2 separate regions of the Mus musculus genome follow, and region 1 is linked to region 2. A link is a contact called in ENCODE Hi-C or POLR2A ChIA-PET data. All regions are on one chromosome and are shown on one strand. Each heading gives the region's core, a stretch centred on a gene start or an enhancer-like site at or near the end of the contact. The rest is flanking DNA. Distances are from core to core; before and after follow the strand shown.

Region 1 (5,040 bases), core at 1,253-3,752, 40 kb after region 2:
GTTTAAAACAAAAACAAACACCCTCCCCCAAACAAACAAATAACGAAGGAGAATAAGTAAATAAAGATGAAGACAGGATGCTGGCCTCCCACCCACTGCCTTCTTCTCAGTCAGTTGTCCAGTGTGTGTCTGACTCACTCCCCTTCGCCCTACCTCCTTCACACTGTGGCGCCTGCCCAGCTTGACTGCTGTCCCCAAGGAGAATCCAGAGAAAACATTAACCCGAAGCCATGGAGTGCATCTATGGAGTTCCAAGGTATGCAACCCCAGAGTCTCAGCCCGTGGGAAGCCAAGCCAAGTAGACAAACCAGTGTAGACAGGCTGGTGGTCAGCTCTGTCATCAGACAGCTTTGCTCACTTCCCCAGGCCTTGCGTCCACACGTTGCAAACAGTGGGACTGTGAGGAACGAGTAGGTGCTCAGGTGCCTGGAGACAGAGGTGTCTTTAGTTCCTCGGTCACCTCCCACCCACCTCGAGACCTTTAAAAGCCTGCAGTTGCCAGCACTCAGAAGAAAGGCTGTGACACCCGGACACCGATGTGTGCATAAACCCAGCACCAGGGAGGCCAAGGCAGGAAGAGAACCGCTCAGAGCCTGAACATCAAGACCTTGGGTTGGGGGTCTGGAGAGATGGCTCAGCGGTTAAGAGCACTGACTGCCCTTCCAGAGGTCCTGAGTTAAAATCCCAGCAACCACATGGTGGCTCACAACCATCTATAATGGAATCCCATTCCCTCTTCTGGTGTGTCTGAAGATAGCTACAATGTACTCATATTTAAAAAAAAAAAAAAAGCCCTTGGGTTGGGAGTGTAGCCAAGTGGTAGAATGTTTGCCTAGCATGCACAAGGTTCTGGGTTCAAATCCTGTCACAGGTTTAAAACAAAGAGTTGAGTATAATTTCATACTTGGAAGCTGGAGGCACCAGGATCAAGAGTTCAAGGTCAAGTCAGACAGACATCAATGAATGGGAGGAGAGGCCCTTTGTCCTATGAAGGCTCTATTTCCCAGTGTGGGGAAATGCCAGGGCCTGGAAGTGGGCGCACTGGCTGCTCTTGCAGAGGACCTGGGATGGATTCTCAGCACCAATGTGGCATCTCACGACTGTGTGTAACTCCAGTTCCAGGGGGTCTAATACTGTCTTCTGAACTTTGAGGGCACTGTGTGCTCAGGATGCACATATAGACATACAGGCAAAACACCCATAATAATAAATACCACCTTAACCTGCACATGTGAACTACATGGCGACTTATGTCAATTTTTTTTTTTTTGAGACAGAGTTTCTCTGTATAGCCTTGGCTGTCCTGGAACTCACTCTGTAGACCAGGCTGGCCTCAAACTCAGAGATCCACCTGCCTCTGCCTCCCAAGTGCTGGGATTAAAGGTGTGTGCCACCACGCCCGGCGATTTATGTCAATTTTATTGCAATAGAAATGCAACAAGACAAAAAAATCTTGTGAAAACTGTGGCTCATTTGTAGGGCGCTTTTTTTTTTTTTTTTTTTTTTTTTGGTTTTTTCGAGACAGGGTTTCTCTGAATAGCCCTGGCTGTCCTGGAGCTCACTTTGTAGACCAGGCTGGCCTCGAACTCAGAAATCCGCTTGCCTCTGCCTCCTGAGTGCTTGTAGGGCGCTTTTTTGTTTGTTTGCTTGTTTTTCGAGACAGGCTTTCTCTGTGTAGCCCTGGCTGTCCTGGAGCTCACTTTGTAGACCAGTCTGGCCTCAAACTCAGAGATCTGCCTGCCTCTGCTCCCAAGTGTAGGGCGCTTTTTAAAAACACATGCTCAACCCTGGGCTCAAGCCCTCCCAATACAAAACCAAGAGAAAAAAAAAAAAAAAAGACTCTCGTGTAAATTCCCCAAATGAAAGGTGAAGATCAGCAGCCCTAGGTGCTGAGATGAGACGGACAAGCAACCTGTGCCCTCGGCTTCCTCCCTGAGCCCATGAACCTGATCCCAGTGAACAGACTTAGAAATCCCGTAGGAGCCTTTGACAGAGGGACCTAGGGACTCAGTGGAGCAGAGCGGAGCAGAAGTGGGGGTCCTGCTATGAGCGATCAGAGCTCTTGGTGACTGGCACTGGAGATGACCCAGGAGCACACCCACCGTAGTCGATGCTAAGCCTTCAGTGGAACCTGGAGGGAACCCAAGGGGAGCACTGTCCCGCACAGTCCTCAAAGGGTTCTCAGACAGTGATAGAGTCAAGACTGGGGAAACATAGCCACTCCCAGAGTATCACACCCCTGGGACTGAGCCCTGCCATCCACCAACAGAGGGGGGGTGTAGGGTACACTTCTGCACCAGCCGAGAAGGACTCAGGACGCTTCGTGACCCTGTGGTGAGGCTCTGCATCAGAAACACAGTATGCGGAGTCCTTGGGCTACGGTTTTCTGTAGTCCAGGAATGAAGCTGCTGCCCAGAGAAGGGACTCCCAACCCCAGCGGGAGAGCTGGGCAGCCATCTGATCCACTGCAGCTGTGGGGAGGGTGGATTCAGTGCAGGGCAGGACCATGGCAGAGAGGCTGCCAGTGGGAGGGGCTTTCCCAGACAGCCTTCTGTATGGCTGATGCCAAGGCTAGGGTCAGATGATGACAGATTTCCTGCTGAGCCCTCTGAAATGTTTGGAACTCGGCAATGACAGTCCAGAAGTTTCTGTTTCCCTGGAAGGCTCTGAAAGGAGAGTTCTAGATAAAGACTCCCGGTTTTGTTTTTGTCCTCTTACCCTGCCTGAACTATCCTGGCACCTCCACTGGGGTGGAACAATGGCTCTGAGACACTTGGCCACTTCCTGTCTCGCATCAGCATTTATTTAAGAAGCCCACTTCTTGGGTTTCGCAGAGGCACACTCTTCTCCGAGACCCACTGAAAAGCCATCTCTAGCTTTCAGTTCAACGCAAAGCATCGCTTCATTCTACAGACGAGGAAACTGAGGCCTGGAGAAGGTCAACTCAGCCTCCCCGTCCTTGCCACACCCTTCAGCTTCCAAGAATGCCTCAAGAGGGAGTGTTAGGTGACAGGAAACAGAAACACAGAAACGCTAGCTTTGAGGCACTAAAGCTGGGCCTGCCTCCCCCTCTCCTGCTTGCTTTGGCTAGAGTTGTCCCTTCCCCTCGGGACTTCAGTTGCCTTATCTTGTAAACGCAGATAATTATAGCAACCGCTCTCCAGGGTTGACGTGTAAATGAGAAGAGCTGGTCATCTGTCGCGAGCTCGGTGCACTGTAAGCTGAAGACACTGAGCAAAATGAACAGCCCTGTTTAGTCATGGTGACAACTCGAATGTGCAATACCCCCACCCAGAGACCCATGCATTGTACACTCCAGCTTGTGGGAGGTTGGGAAACCTTCGGGGCATTATACACATAGGTCACTGTTTGGTAGTGCTTCCGATCCACCAAGATACAAACAAGCCACTGTCCTAGCTTTTCATCCAGGTATGTCCAACCCTTCCTCTGTGGTGGAGCAAAGGTCGCTGTGGTGACCAGCTGACCCCTTATCCCTGTAGTCATAGCAATGACATCAGCAGACACACTCAGAGACAACCAGGTGTGTGGCAAGGATCCTGGACCCGCCGCTCTTCACTCTGAGAGAGGTGGAGAGGTCACGAGGACTCATTCGCTCCCCTCTGCCTCCCTTGAGGTCACAGAAGGAAGGGAAACTGAAAGCAGAACTCTATGATGCGATTCTCGTGAAGCCATCCCTCAGAGATGTGGGACTTTTGGGTGACACAGCTTTCTGAGTCGCCCACGCCTGTGAGTTTCCCTGCACAATGCTTCCATCAGGAAGTCTGAACCAAGCTGGACTCTGGGTGAGACTTTCTTTTTTTCATTTTGGGGTGTGTGTGTGTGTGCTCAAGAATGCATGCACATACTTCTTTTGTTTTTCAAGACAGGGTTTCTCTGTGTAGCCCTGGCTGTTTTGGAACTCTGTAGACTAGGTTGGCCTTGAAACTCTCAGAGATCCACTTGTCTCTGCCTCCTGAGTGTTGAGATTAAAGGCATGCGCCACCTTGTCTAGCTGCGTCTCTTTTTTCAATGCCTCATCAGTGGCCTGCCTTGTCCTAAGAAAAGCAACACAGCGGCTACACCGGGACCTCCTGCCGCCTCTGGTTGAGCCACTGTGGCAGCCACGTCTTCACCACAGTGACAGATAAGCCCTTGTCAATGTCTCTCCCTGAGTCCGTTCTGCCACCCGTTTTGTCATAGTAAAGGATACAGTCACAGGTCTTGACAGCGAGTCCCTCGTGTGACCTGTAGCACCCAGATATTGCATAGCCCCGTTTTCCATCAGCACCTGGCCCTGTGTCCTCACTGGCTTCCGGGAGAATGCGTCAGTGATGGTGGTTCCTCAAATGTCCTATCATTTGTCAGAAGTGAGTCCGTAGCATTATCAGACATACCAACTCAGCCTGTACATCCATAAGGGGCACCCAGAGCCCCAGAGAGAGATAAGGGCTTGCCCAAGCTCACCAGCAAGGGCTGACGGGAACAGGTCCCAAGCTCTACCCACATGGACACATAGCTCCTCCACCTTCTTCCTGAAAGGAGACTGGCCCAGGTGAATGTTTAAAGGCTACATCCAGGATGGGAGATTCATGCCTGAGTCAGTCAGTCCCCTAGGAAGGCCCAATGTTCTGAGTCCTCAGTCCACAGAACTGTGAATTTCACAGAGGCAGAGAGGCCATGGATCAGTGGACTTTGCCTAGTTGTATGATAAAATACCAGTGTTTGCCAAGGGTCTGTCTTTATGAGCCTGGGTTCAGCTCTCAGGATTGCACTTGACAGGTACAGGTTGTAGTGGTTTGCATGAAAATGACCCCCAGGTAGGCTCCAGTGTTTGAATTCTTGATGCTTAACTGGTGGAACTGATTGGGAAGGATTAGGAGGTGTGTCCTTGGTAGAGGATGTGTCCACCAGGAGTGGGCTTGGAGGTTTCAAAAGATGCATGCCATTCCCAGTATCTTGCTCTGTGTCATACTTTGCAGGACCACGATGTGAGCTCTCAGTTGTTCCTGCCCTTGTGTTTTGTGTTTTTGTTTTGCTCTG
Region 2 (5,780 bases), core at 489-2,988:
TACTTCATAACTGTAACTTTGCTACTGCTATGAATTGTAATGAAATTGTCTGCATTTTCCAATAGTCTTAGGTGACCCCTGTAAAAAGGCCGTTTGATCTTTCAAAGGGGTCTTGACCCCCAGTTGAGAGCCGATGCTCTAGACCAAAAAAAAAAAAAAGTTCTAAAACCAGCAACTAACAGAAAACACTAAGGCAAACATTGTTACCACCCTGCAGATTTCTGCCTTCCATCTCTGGAACACATCCTTCGATAATTTCCGCTCTTTCAAATTAAAACTAAGAAAGGGCAGACTTTAGTACTGGATGCCTGTTGGACTTCTAGTGTTGCCAGTTTCGACCTAAGCCTGGATATTTAGTGGCTAACAGAACGAACGTCAGGGTTTCCAAGGAGGCTCAGTAAAGCAGGGGACCCAGATGTTTGTTGCGTTAACTTTTCCCTCCTTCGCTACGCCCCAAAAGGGAGAGGCGCGGAGAGCAGTCAGAGAAGCGTTTCTAGGCGAAGAAGGCAGCTCCAGGGTTTACAAACTGAGGAGGGCGAGAGGAATGAACCTTTTTAAGCCCGAGAGAGCGGAGAATTCAGGTTTTCTTTCAAACCAAACGGGCTTGCCTGCCGAGGTGGCAACAGCAAACGAAAGCGGCCAAAAGGTTGCATCATGTGAAAACAGGCGCGCTAGAGAAACAAGAAAACCAGATGGTGGTAAAACACCGGACAGGAAAACCCAAGTCGGGAATCTCTGTATTTTCCGGAAGCCTTGGGGCATCCACCCTTCTTTTCGCTTTTTCTTTTCTTTTCCTTTTTTTTTTTTTTTCTTCTTCTTTGCAGTTAGTTGCCTGGGTTTTGGGTGTGTGTCCGGAGGCTCACATTTGTAACCCAGGCTGGCCTCGAACTCGAGGGACTCCTCAAGCCTCTACTGCTGGGTCATAGCCGAGTCACCACGCCCGCATTAAAAAAATTCTCCCCTCCCCCATGCGGGAGGAGGGCTGGGATGAGGGTCCCTCCTATCCCAGGCTTGCCCTGGGTTTACTAAGCAGCCAAGGCTGGCTCTGAACTCGGGATCTTCCCTAGACCACTTTTCCCAACTGCTGGGTTTACGGCTCCCGGGTCCCTCCTCCCCTTTACTTTATTTAACATTGTATCAAAGTTAAAGTTTCAGTTTCACCCGGGCCAGGCGCTAGCGTTCCAGTAAGTTGGGTGAGCTATCAGCCCCGCGGCCCGAGGCTGGGGCTCGCGGCGGGGTGGGGTCGGACACGGCGAGGAGGGTGACAGTACCCACGCGGCGCAGCTGAGGCGCGTCCCGCCCTGCGGAGTCGCCTCCCTGTCGCCGCGCCCGCAGGGTCCGCCAAGGTCCCGCTGCGAGGCGGGAAGGCGCGGAGCCCAGACAATGGGAATGAGCGCGGGAGGTACGGCGCCGCCTCGGGCTGCGGGGATGCCGCGTGGGGGCGCTTCGGGGTGCGGGGACGTCAGCCCGCGTCGCTCGGGACGGTGAGCGCTCACCTTGACGAAGAGCTCGATGAGGGGCTCTTTGTCCTCCTCCTTCAGCCCGTTCAGGGGCATCGACAGCGCCATGGCCGGTTGGGCTGGGCTCCGCGGACGGCGGCTGCGGCTGTGGCTCCGGGGCTGCTGTGGCTGCGGGTTCCCGCCGCTCGCTCACTCGCTGGCTTGCTCGTTCGCTGGACAGTCCCGGCGTCTGGCTGCCCGTGGCCTCAGATCCTCAGCACCGCCTCACGCCTCGCGCGCGACTCTGAGGGGGTTGCGGTCCCGGCCGCTTCAAACCGCTGGGCGGAGCCCTATGGGCGGGGCGTGGGCGGAGCAGTGGCCAGGATCCTGCAGGGGTGGGGGGGAAATGGGCGGGCCACAGCTGGGGGCGTGGCCTCAGGCGAGGAAGACAGCGGAGCGCTCTAGCTTCCACGGACCGACCACTAGGGAGCCTGGAGGGCGCTGGGGGCGCGGCCTAGGCTGGGCAGCGCGGATTGGCCGGGAGGTCCCCCCGAAGCCACGCCCCTCAGGGGGTGGGCGGGGAAGGTCCCTGGAGCCGGAGCCTGACACCGCCTCTCTCCGCGGCGCAGCTGCTGCTGGTTGGGTGCCAAGTGACCTCATGCGGCGGCCCGCCTCGCGCCCTCTCCCCCGCTGCAGCCGCAGGGACTCATCGTCCCCTCCGGTTCCCGGGGCGGCGGCCTCCTCGGCTACTTCTGTTAGGCGCGGCCGCCTTTTCCTGGAAAACTTTTGCGAAAGTTTTCATGTCCTTAAGAACTTTTTAATCCTTCTGACCGCGGATCTCCTTTCGTGATCCTTCTCTATTTGAAATCAAGATACTCAAAAGTTCTTGTAAAGTCGTCCTGTGTCCCGGGCTCTGAATTAGGCCAAAACGGTGGGACAGCGTCCCGCTCCAGCACAACCCCAGTGCTTGAGGCAGCGCCTGACTCTGAAAACGTTATCCGTGCTGTTTTGCCCCACCTGGACCGATTCCTGTCTTCCGTTCACCTGGAGAAGTTTAATGAGTCACCTGAGTGCCACTCAGCGCGCAGGGGCGAGTACTTTACACCCTGAGGACAGGGGCCTGAGACACGCGGTCTACTGCGGAATTGCCGTCAGTGAATGTCACCTTTGGGAAATTTGCCTTCTGGTTTTCCTTAATCTGCTCATTCTGTGGTACCTCCCAGGCTAGGGTGATGAGTGAGTTGATTAGAAAGGCTAAATTGGGGGATGGAAGCGGGGTGTCATGGTTATCTCACATCCTCTGTGCCTAGTGTGGATCAGAGTGCTTCAACAAATTGGAATGATGTGTAAAAATGCAGTGCAACCTGCAACTACTTTATCCTCACTCAACCCCATCTCCAAGTTGCTAGATTCTGTGAGAAGGATGCTGTGCCCCAGCAATTAGATCCATCAATGCTCCGGAGTAAGGCTGTTTTAAGTTCACAGTTTGGCAGTGGCCTTAAACACCCTAAACCTCGGCCTGATTTGGTGACATATACGTGGCTCTCAGGTGATGGCTCAGGCAGGAGGGCTGAGAGTTTGAGGACAGTCTGGGTATATTGCAAGACTACCTCAAAATAATAATAATAATAATAATAATAATAATAATAATAATGGCAGTCAAGATGATTCAGCAGGTAAAAGCGTTTGCCTTGCAAGACTTCCAACCTGGATGTGATGTTGGGGCCATCTAAAGGTAGAAGGAGAAAACCAACTCCAGAAAGCTTACCTCTGACTTCTACAGAATGCCATCACACACACACACACACACACACACACACACACCAGGGTTTGGGTTTTGGTCTGCCTGTTTTTTTTCTCCACCTCCCAAGTACTAGGGTCAAAGGTGTCCACCACTGCAACCAACAATCACCGTATTTTTTTTTTTTTTTTTTTTTTGAGCCAGGGTTTCTCTATATACCCCTGGCTATCCTGGAACTCAATCGGTAGACCAGGCTGGACTGGAACTCAGAAATCCACCTGCCTCTGCCTCACAAATGCTGGGATTTAAAAGCATTGTGCTACAACTGCCCAGCACAGTAAAGTTTTAGTAGGTCAGCTGGAAGACTGTATGCCTAGCAGGCTCAAAGCCCTGGACTCAGTTCTCAGCACTGCCTAACTGAGTGTGGTGCCCCATGCCTGTCATCCCTGCACTCCAAAAGGGCAGGCAGGAAGATTAGGAGTTTAGGGTCATCCTTGGCTATAAAATGAGTTTGAAGCTAGCCTGGGCTACATTAAACCCTGCCTCAAAGTAACCAGAAACCTAAGACTTCCGTTCCGTATCTAGACTAGAGAGGGTGGTGTTGGTTACCGCCTTGTGTAATTAGGGAGGGCTGGGACCTCGTGGAGCCTCTGGCGTCCTGTCCACCCCTACAGGCAAAGCCAGCGCCATGTTCCACTCAGTGGCTAGCTAGTTTGTGGTAAAGTAAGAAAAGCCAGCAGGCTGTCCTGTGGAGCAAAGCTTAAACCAGAAACAAATAGAAGGGACAGCTGGACTCTGAACTGGGTCCCCTGTTAATTTTTCACAGAACTGTGAACAGATTAAAGTCCCCTCACAGTATAGCCTTTCCACCGTGATCCCAAATGGTAAATTCAAACAGACACACACTTAAAATGGCCCAGCAGAGCCTCAAAAGACTCCACATTGGCCCCAAGACTACTGGGTCCCAGTTAGGATTTATCCAAGTCATTTTGGGTCCCCAAATTACTCCCTCACATGTATCTGTGCTGGGCCCATGCTGGCTCCCAGCCACCAGCACAGAGATGGCCCACACAGGGAAACAATAGCAATGAAAGGGTCTTTCTGTCTCTTTGCTTAAATGGGAGGAAGCCTGTGACATTTTCCAAGTCCTGAGGTGGTCCAAGTCCTGCCCTTGCTCATCCGGACACCCTCAGGCACTGGCTCAGACCTGGAACCTGTGCTCAGGAACCTGGTCACAGTCATGCCTAGGGGTCTCAGTTTCTACTCTGATGCTCATGAGCATGGGAGCACAGACAGATCTGGGAGGAGGAGGAAGAGGAAGACGAAGAGGAGAGAAAGTGTTTATTCCGGGAGGTCCTACAGCACCTTGCTTCCAACTTTGAAAGGCAAGACGTTCCTGCCCTGTGCTCCTGGTTGTTTTTGTAACACAGAGAAAGCTTGAAGATGGGTGGAGGTGTGTTCTCCTTACACACCCCTCTGACCTCATTCCCACCTGCTCCCCCTTGTGTGCCCCACCCCAGCTGCAGCAGCTTCCTTTCTAGTCCTTGGACATCGCAAGCACACCGCTGCCTCAGGGCCTTTGCGCGTGCTCTCATCTCCCACTGAACCCTCTGTCTCCCAGAATTCCCACTCACTCACGTCCTTCAGATCTTTGCTCAAGATAGTAACTCCTTAGACATTCATTGGCTATCACCTATGCAAGCTGGGTACTGCCAGCACTCCTCCTCCAGCCTCTGCTTCCTTCTCTGTGAGTGTGTGTGTGTGTGTGTGTGTGTGTGTGTGTGTGTGTGTGTCTGTTCCTTGTATATAGTCCAAAGTGGCTTTAACCTGACACAGCCTATAATCATCACAGCCTATAATCATCTGAGAATACAGTCTCAACTCAATCGCCCAGGTCAGATCATCCTCCATGTCTATGCCTTGTCTATAAGGGTTTCCTTTGATTATTCACTGACGCAGGAGAACCAAGCTACTATGGCGGGCATCATCCCTCTGCAGGTGATCCTGGGCTGTATATGAAGCTAGCTAAGCATGATTGTGTGAGTGAGTGTCACAGTGAGTAAACCAGTAAGCATCTTTCCTGCATGGTTTCTTTTTATTCTTTTTTTTTTTTTCTGTTTTTTTTTTTTTTTTTTTTTTTTGAGACAGGGTTTCTCCGTATAGCCCTGGCTGTCCTGGAACTCACTCTGTAGACCAGGCTGGCCTCGAACTCAGAAATCTGCCTGCCTCTGCCTCCCAAGTGCTGGGATTAAAGGTGTGCGCCATCACTTCCCAGGTCCTCCATGGTTTCTGTTTGCTTCAAGCTCCTGCCTGAGGTCCCACCCTGACTCCCCTCGGTGAAGAACTGGGACCCAAAGGCTTGAGCTAAATAAATCCTTTCCTCCCCTAATTTGTTTTTGGCCTTGTTGTTTGATACATTGACAGAAAAGAAACCAATACATGTACATAGATCACCTCCTGGGAAGCAGTTTACTGAGTTTGGGTGATGACTCTATGCCTGAATATTCCTGGTGAGAGTGTACCCAGAATGCCTGAGTCCTGTAGTTGGGTGACTTTCCTGGGCAGACTTAAATGCCTAGTCACAGCTCAAATAGAGAGGG

The links. A loop is a pair of places that touch in the nucleus more often than their neighbours do. ChIA-PET counts read pairs that join two places held with the same protein, here RNA polymerase II (POLR2A).
Region 1: a loop to region 2 is called in a map of heart, with 6 times the contacts of the local background. The contact joins the enhancer-like site here to the promoter of Clic4 in region 2. A Hi-C loop is called at or near these places in 23 of 37 maps with a recorded cell type or tissue (CH12.LX, Patski, adrenal gland and 6 more). POLR2A ChIA-PET finds 5 or more read pairs at or near these places in 4 of 5 experiments (Patski and embryonic stem cell).

Annotation. Positions count from the first base shown.
Region 1 is chr4:135,310,334-135,315,373 of GRCm38, forward strand. Gm12984 (a long non-coding RNA gene) reads left to right here. Exons shown (of 4, transcript XR_003955129.1): 4 at 1-591. Among named protein-coding and RNA genes, the nearest start is that of Gm12984, 6.7 kb to the left of the region's middle. Within about 2 kb of position 2,503, at least 1 of the 3 ENCODE cell types and tissues checked has a DNase peak (open chromatin) inside an H3K27ac peak, as active enhancers do; it is heart, where a contact is called at or near this core.
Region 2 is chr4:135,271,022-135,276,801 of GRCm38, forward strand. It overlaps Clic4 (chloride intracellular channel 4 (mitochondrial)), which reads right to left and starts at 1,739. Exons shown (of 6, transcript NM_013885.2): 1 at 1,497-1,739. The coding sequence starts at 1,568.